2 separate regions of the Mus musculus genome follow, and region 1 is linked to region 2. The links are chromatin contacts, found by POLR2A ChIA-PET in ENCODE. All regions are on one chromosome and are shown on one strand. Each heading gives the region's core, a stretch centred on a gene start or an enhancer-like site at or near the end of the contact. The rest is flanking DNA. Distances are from core to core; before and after follow the strand shown. Region 1 holds the start of 4930579G24Rik (RIKEN cDNA 4930579G24 gene). Region 2 overlaps Fnip2 (folliculin interacting protein 2).

What was found. ChIA-PET counts read pairs that join two places held with the same protein, here RNA polymerase II (POLR2A).
Region 1: POLR2A ChIA-PET joins it to region 2 with 12 read pairs in embryonic stem cell. The contact joins the promoter of 4930579G24Rik here to the enhancer-like site in region 2. POLR2A ChIA-PET finds 5 or more read pairs at or near these places in 4 of 5 experiments (Patski and embryonic stem cell).

The regions. Positions count from the first base shown.
Region 1 is chr3:79,627,303-79,631,010 of GRCm38, reverse strand. 4930579G24Rik (RIKEN cDNA 4930579G24 gene) reads right to left here and starts at 1,932. Exons shown (of 2, transcript NM_029482.1): 1 at 1,655-1,932. The coding sequence starts at 1,834. Etfdh (electron transferring flavoprotein, dehydrogenase) reads left to right here and starts at 2,244. Exons shown (of 13, transcript NM_025794.2): 1 at 2,244-2,493. The coding sequence starts at 2,460.
Region 2 is chr3:79,529,463-79,533,501 of GRCm38, reverse strand. All of the region lies in intron 1 of Fnip2 (folliculin interacting protein 2), which reads left to right. Among named protein-coding and RNA genes, the nearest start is that of Gm36442, 19 kb to the right of the region's middle. Within about 2 kb of position 1,626, at least 1 of the 3 ENCODE cell types and tissues checked has a DNase peak (open chromatin) inside an H3K27ac peak, as active enhancers do.

The DNA.
Region 1 (3,708 bases), core at 683-3,182, 97 kb before region 2:
TCATCTAACTTCATAGTCTAAATATAGCTTAAAACCTTCAATCAAATGCCCACATGTTTTTCTTTAAAAGAAATGAATTTTCAAAAAAAAAAAAAAAAAAAAAAACACTGGTTCTTTCTTGAAGCCGAAGTCTCAGAACAGGGGAGGCACACAGCTCTACCCAAGCTGCACTCAGAGCCTCTAAATTTTTTCATAACGTAACTTTAAGGAAGAATACCTGCCATAAAAATACTCACTGAATATGACAAGTCAGTATTTTTAACAGAAAACACATCCAACTCTCATATATTTCCCCAAGGCAACCTGGAAACCTCTTGACTAAAAGTGGCAGAGCCATCCAAAGGACTTCCTCACTTTGCCTGGTAACGAAGTAAGAAAAGCCCTGTTCCACTATTTTCACCCATGAACACTTATTTTTGAGCTATAAATAAGTAAATAAATAATAAAATCAAAGAACTTATACTCTAAGCTGAGCTGACAGAACATCTAAAATCACACACAGCTATGAAAAACTCACTTTTAAATCAAATGCTTTCTTCACCAAAAAATATAAAATAACACTTTTTTTATATCATGTCAGCATTTATTGTTCACATTTATTTGTAACCTGTATTGTTTGGGGGGAGGGACCTGGACTAATACTTCAGCCATCTCTTTTGACAAAAGAATAAAAACCTGTCAGCCAGTTCTAGTTTCCAAATCTTTTGTGTGGTTATTCCACAACCCTCTCCAGGAAGATTGTCTGCTACATACTTCAGTCCTTTCTCCCTCTCAAAGAGTCCTTATAAAGTGCCACTGTAAACACATAAGTGGATGCTCACAGTCAGCTATTGGATGGATCACAGGGCCCCCAATGGAGGAGCTTGAGAAAGTACCCAAGGAGCTAAAGAGATCTGCAACCCTATAGGTGGAACAACATTATGAACTAACCAGTACCCCGGAGCTCTTGACTCTAGCTGCATATGTATCAAAAGATGGCCTAGTCGGCCTTCAATGGAAAGAACGGCCCATTGGACTGGCAAACTCTATATGCCTCAGTACAGGGGAACGCCAGGGCCAAAAAGTGGGAGTGGGTGGGTAGGGGAGTGGGAGAGGGTATGGGGGACTTTTGGGATAGCATTGGAAATGTAAATGAGGAAAATACCTAATAATAAATAAATAAAGTGCCGCTGTGACCCTCCAACCCCTCAGCGTTATACGTGTTGGGGTCAGGAAGTTATTTCTGGGAATTCGAGATTGAACAAAAACTTTACAGAATTTTTGCATTGCAAGATTCTGTTCTAAACTGTCCTATCAAATCCATCTGCCGGCTGTGATTAGCCCTGGTCCACTCAAGTCCAACACAGAGCCAAGTAAGCGACACACAACAGCATCACCAGCTGGCCCTGGGCTGGTGGCCAACTAGAAGCACAAGCTCGAGTCCCTTAGAAAGCACCAATGGGCAAGGAGGCAAGCTATGACCGCCCAAAGTGCTCCGAGGGATGGGAGGAGGCGGAGAGAGGATCCTGGCAGCGGGGCTGCGGATGACCGCTAGCAGAAGGAGAAGGAAAGAAAGATGCGGGAAGAGAGAGCCGAGGCTAGCCCTCAACTCCAAGAACCGCAGGCAGGAGCACCCTAGCTGCAATCAGCTCTCAGCCGCAACGGCGACACTCACGTCTCCGATCTGCAGCTCCACTTGCTCCAGCGGGTCCACGGTTGGACCGGGACTCCTGCTCGGATCCCGCCAGCCCAAACTCACTGGCATGCTGAGGGACGACGAAGAGGCGCCTGACGACGGAGATGAGGGAGGCGGCGGCGGCGGCGAAGAAGCCCGAAACTCCTCAGAGTCAGCCATGGGAGTGAGCTGGGGCTACTGGACCGGATCAAGCAACCGAACCCTCACCAACTGCCTTTCGACCGCTCGCGCCCAAAGCCCATAGGCTCCGCCTCCTCCCACACGGAGTCCCGCCCCATCTTCTCGTTTGTCTCTGCCCTGGACCCCAAGTACGTCTCATTTTTTCCAGACAGCCAATCAGATATCAAGCCAGGCGTCACCAGGCTCCTGCGCACAGCTCCAGGAGCTAAACACTACAACTCCCAGAATGCCTAGCAAATCAGCCTCGCTATGCTTCTAGGGCGCATGCGCACACGCGAGAGCTTGTCGGCCTCTTCTGCACACTAGGTTCCTGGCTGAGGATGACTGGGAGATGGAGTCTTCTGCCTTTTCCTGGCTTGTATGTGACCCGGAAACCTTACTGGCCTTCGTGTCCTCTGTGGCGCCGGCGCAAAGCAGAAGAGGGGCGGGTACGCCGCGAAGCAAGGGCGGTCGGCAGAGCCCAGACGCTGACAGAAGCTGAGCAGTCGGGGCTTCTTGGCAGGTGATGGCGCCCCTCGTAGCCTAGAAGTCCAGCACCCTCGGCAAGCCGCAGACCCACGCCTCTCTCCTTTGTATCTGGTCAAGTCTCCGGGTCACTTTGAACATGTTGGTGCGACTAACCAAGCTGTCCTGCCCTGGTGAGACGAAACTCCTGGTGGGGACAGAAGGAGCAAGGTGGATAAGTTGGGACAAAACAAGACTGGGGCCACACCCGGGGTACTGCCAGCATCTCTTTCCTTGTCTATTGTCTTAGGCTAAACTAGGGCAAAGGTCAATGCTGTCAGCGCCTGGTGGCCGACCCTACCTTACCGACCTTGGAGTTGCCCCAGTTGGCAGAATTATCATCTAGGTTAAAGGTCATGAGAAGAGAAAATTGTCAACACTGCCCCCTCGGTGGAGTTCCCCCAAATGCCGCTCCTAATCTTTACCTCAAGGCTCAGGTATTATCTGCCGCCTTATTAGGAATGGGAAAGAAAGAAAAACTTGTGTGGGTTTTCGCCTTGGCTCTGACCTGACTTTGCAGCCATAATAGTCTAATCTTAATTGAAGTCTGAGCTCTCATATCGTATTAACTCATATATTACCAATTATGTCTGGAGTCGGAATTTTTTCTGCATTATCCAGAGTTAACACCAGGCGTTTCTGTTATGGGTGTTTCTTAAAGCAGTTGCAGGATAGTTTTAAGTTTTTACTTAAAAACAACCCCCTCGTTCAAACAGAAGTTTAGAGGATCTTGAATTCTGTTGTAACTGGCTTAATATAAATCTTTACTGAAGTTAATTTGGCTGTGGGATTTTTAAACAAGTATTTGTATACTTGTTTAAACAATATGGTGTATATTCAAACCAAGCATCTATTATCCACAGAAGATGGTATGCTTTGAGAGCCATCAGTTTACAGTCTAATTTAGATGCAGTCTTGGATCTAGTCAGTGACTTTTCTTTAAACGCTAATTTGTTACATTTTCATTACTCAGTGTTACCTCTAGTGGTGACAACTAAATGTGCTAAGTATGTCGTGTATGGCTGATCCGGTGTTCAGTGACTCTGACTTTGCTTTCTACTGGAACTCTGTCTTTATGCCTAAATGTTCAGATGGGTCATGAGAGATACCATGCTCGTTTAAGCAAAGGAATAAACGTTATACCTTTTTAAAATTCTCTGGTGGGAATCAGAGGCCACGGTTCCAACTGTTCTCGAGCAAATTAGTAGCTGTACAAATAATAGAATGAATTTTCAGAAGTAAATGATAACTTGTATATGGTAAACTACAGGGTATAATAAATACCTTTTAAATGATGATAGTATGTTTGAACTCAACCAAATTTGCCTATAAGTACTTATAAATATCTT
Region 2 (4,039 bases), core at 377-2,876:
AGTGAGATGCATTTCTCTAACACATCTGTATAGAATTCAGGATTTGAGCCCTTTTTGTTGTTTGCTTGTTTGAGGCAGAGTTTCTCTGTGTAACAGACCCTGGCTGTCCTGTACTCGATTTGTAGCCTAGGCTGGCCTTGAACTCACAGAGATCTATCTGCCCATCTCCCAGTGCTAGGATTAAAGGTGTGTGCCATCCTCCCACCTGCACTTCCCACCTACCCCTGCAGTTTATGCCATATTTAAAGCATTGTCCTGTCAGTCTTGCGCCTGCCCTCTCATTTCTTCTGCAAGTTTGGTCTGAGCATCAGATGACTGGGAGATGCTGTAGGCCATTTGTGTCCTCCAGCTGTCCTGTCCCTTAAACTGGAACTAATTTTCATAATATTTGGATGTTCCCTGTTTGTTTGTTTTTTTTTTGTTTTTGTTTTTTTTGAGTTATTTTAGACAGTTGAAAGGTAAAAAAGAACCCATGGCCAGTTTGTGCCCGGGGGTCAAAACTTCGTGCAAAAAGGAATTCGTTCTCTCCTACTCTAGGTCTGTCTTCACACCATCAGTTTAGCAGTTGCCACAGAGAAGAAAATTCATTGTCATAGGTGTGTTGCAATCTGAAACTTGGGAAGTCTTTTTTTTTTTTTTTTTTTTTTTTTTTTTTTTAAGTTCATGGAGGGTGGCGGGTTCCGGTCCAATGTACGGCATGTAAAATGTCTTAAATCAACTGAGGTCTGGGCCTGGCATCCCTAGTTTTCCTTACCTTAAATTAGTGGGTAATTTATAAAGATACTTTTAGGACTAAGACCATAGAGCCAGCCAATGGTTCACCTCACCTTAGGGATGGACCCAGTAGTACTTTCTTCAACCTAATTCCAGGCAAAAGGAATTGGTATCATCACTCTGCTGTTGGTTTCTAGCCTTGACCTGTGTTTAGGGGATCACCAGCTCAAATTTATCTCCTAACACTCCCATATCCAGGTGAGCTATGTTGATGTCAGAAGCTAGCACTGTTCTAGGGCTCTGGTAATTCAGGGCTTTCTCAGCTTGAATAAGCCCAGGAATTCAAATGCAAGAGTTAGAAGGCTTTTTACCATCAGTTGCCTCTCATCATCATTACTTTCCCCCATCCCCACTCATACCATGGCCAGAGTGTGCCCCAGCTCTGCTTCTCATCCCACACGTCTCCTTCTACATATTAAGATCTCCATTCGACTCTTGTGGGTAGCCATCCTTCACTCACTGTGGACAGAGTTTTGCAAGGTTGTGGAGTAGAAGCTGTCAGCTGATACTTACTCACATGAGAACCATTAAGAGGGTGGTGCGGCCAATGTCAGAGCAACCTTGCAGCTGAAGGTTTACCCAGAGCCACATGAGCTGGGCTCGTGACTAGTGAAGGCAGGGCTGCTTGTAAACTCAGCTCGAGATGCAGATGGTGTGAGTCAGTGCAAGCTGCTGGACCTGTTGAGTGCACTTGAGTGCAGGCGGAGAAAAAGCAGGGAGAGATTTGTACTTGTCTACTTTATTATGGGTTTACTGAGAGCACATCCGCTTCTAGAAGTCATCCTGGGCTTCATTTGCATGATGAATGAACATCCCTTTTTTTAAGCTCCCAAAAGAGGAAGTTAGTAGTAGCTGGGCTCACGTGCTGTGCTTGGAGGGAAATGGTCTTTAGTCTGGAGCTGCTGCTCGTCACCGTGGCATATCCTTCAGATAATGAAGGAACTTTACAGAGTGGGCTAGTCCACACTGCTGGTCAGGATCAACTGAAGAGCATCTATGCCCTCAGGAGATGTGTGGTGGTACAGCAGACAGCACAAACTGGCCAGTAGGCCAACAGGAGTCAGCCAGATGTCTGACCGATACCACTTGTGGTGCTGGGAGGATTTTCAAGACACTTGTATGTGCAAAGATTCCAAAATGTGCCAGAGGAGGACGCGACACAAATTCCACAGTGCTCAACCACAGGTATGAATGTTTAGTTCTGTTTCAGTCTGGAAAATACTAACCACACGGGACTCTAAGAAGCTTTATTGATTTGAATTATGTTTTCAAGAATGCTTTACGTAGGAGAAATGTAGTTATTGGTGACTTGTAGAAACAAGTCCTTTCCTCTGTAGAAAAGATGTAGGTAGGCACAGGTATCTGTAGTGGCTCTTAGGAGTCTGTCACTATCTTAACTTCTTAAGTGTTCATTACCTCTGCTGGGGCCAACTTGTGTGGAATCGATTGTGTCCTCTTTTGGAACGCTGAGCTTTATAAGGCAAAAGGTAAAGCTCTGAGCTTTAACTTAGCACACAGAGGACCAGAGGACAGGCAAGGACTGGAGACCTGCTTTGTGGGAGTGCTGAAGCCAGCTGCTGAGGGAGAACCTGGTTCGACTCTGGAAAATGCCTTTTGTGAAAAGGATGTGTATGACAAACTAACTTGAATAGCGAGGTTGGCCATAAGGAGCACAGTTGGACCTGTTATATTCTTTCTAGTTACTTTATATACTTTTTAGATGTATTTATTCTATTTATATGTATAGGTTGTTTTGTCTGTTTGTATTTCTGTGCACCACTTACATGCCTGGTGCCAGGAAGGCCAGAGGACGTCAGATCTTCTAGAACTGGAATTAAAGATGGTTTTGAGCTACCACATAGCTTCTGGGAATTGAACCTGGACCCTCTGGAAGAGCAGCCAATGCTCTTAACCACAGAGCCATGTCTCCCAGCCCCTTTATGTACTCTGGAAGAACTTCTCTAGTAGTGGAACTTAATTCCGACGGTCATTTCCCAAGAGTGGTTCACATGCTCTCTGCTCTTCCAAAGGCACCTGTTCATAGAGCAAGAGGTCATGAAGGTCATGAAGGGTGAGGACCATGAGGACCCTGAGGATGGCACTGTGATACGTGTGCTCTTACCTGCTCCTGTCAGGAAAGAAGGGTTGAGTGGTGGGGAAGTGGAGCTCCACCTCTGGGAGGCAGCCCCAGGGCTGACTGCGGCATGCTACTGCTGAGCTATGGGGTAGGCTCAGGTTGTTTTAAAGAGTCTTCTCTGGGAGTTCAAAACTGCATCATTAGGACATTTTCCCTTCTGTTTTTTTATTCTTCTAGATTTCCAAATCCCCAAGATGTTATTTGGGGTGGCCATCCACAAAGGATAATAGCCTGGATCATGGCAATTTCTTTAAAATTTGTAAAAAACAAAAACAAAACCCAAAAAACTTTGTGTGAGTGAGTGGTTTTCAAACTTTTAATAAACTTCTTTTGTTATGACTTTAATAATTTTCACATACTTTAAATATCAGAATGCTTTGCAACCTGGTTTTTTTTCCCCCCTTTAACTTTTTAAAATTTTTTGTTCCTAGTGCTTGAAAGGATTAAAGATACATTTTCTGTATTTGAGTTTTGTGCAGTAAAAATGCCTTTATGGTCGAAACATACGTGTATTCAGAATGTTCTAGCTGCACTCAGTTGATACCAGCTTTGTTGGTACCATCCAGAGGAGCATAGCAGTCAGCAGCCAGTTGAACATGTCTTCCCTCTCTCCACCAGCCGGACTCTGCTCACATCAGTGGTGAGCTGCTTTAGTCTGATTGACACGTGTTGGCTGTGTCATCCACAGCACAAGTGTGCTATCTTCTGTCTTCATGTCTGACTCAGTGATCAGGGGAACTCAGTGGTTCAGTGGCCTAGTTCGTTTCTTCCAGGGGCAATTTGGGTTGCCTCCAGAACACAAGTGTCTTGCCCCACCCAGGAAAATGTGTTTGAAATTCGCTGGAATTCATTTCAGGTAAAACCAGTTGCCTCATCTGCTCTGTTCCCCTTCCTTCAACCTTAAAAATGCATGTGTGGGCTGGTAAGATGGCTCAGCAGATAAAGGTGCTTGCTGTGAATCTTCACAGCCTGAGTTCAGTCTATAGCTCTCATAGTAGAAGGAGAGCACAGACTCCCCACAAAGTGTCTTCTGACCTCCAGATGATGCTATGGAGTGTGTGTGTGTGTGTGTGTGCCACACAGACATAAATAAAAGGAAATCTATCTCTGTGTTTATCTATCTATCTA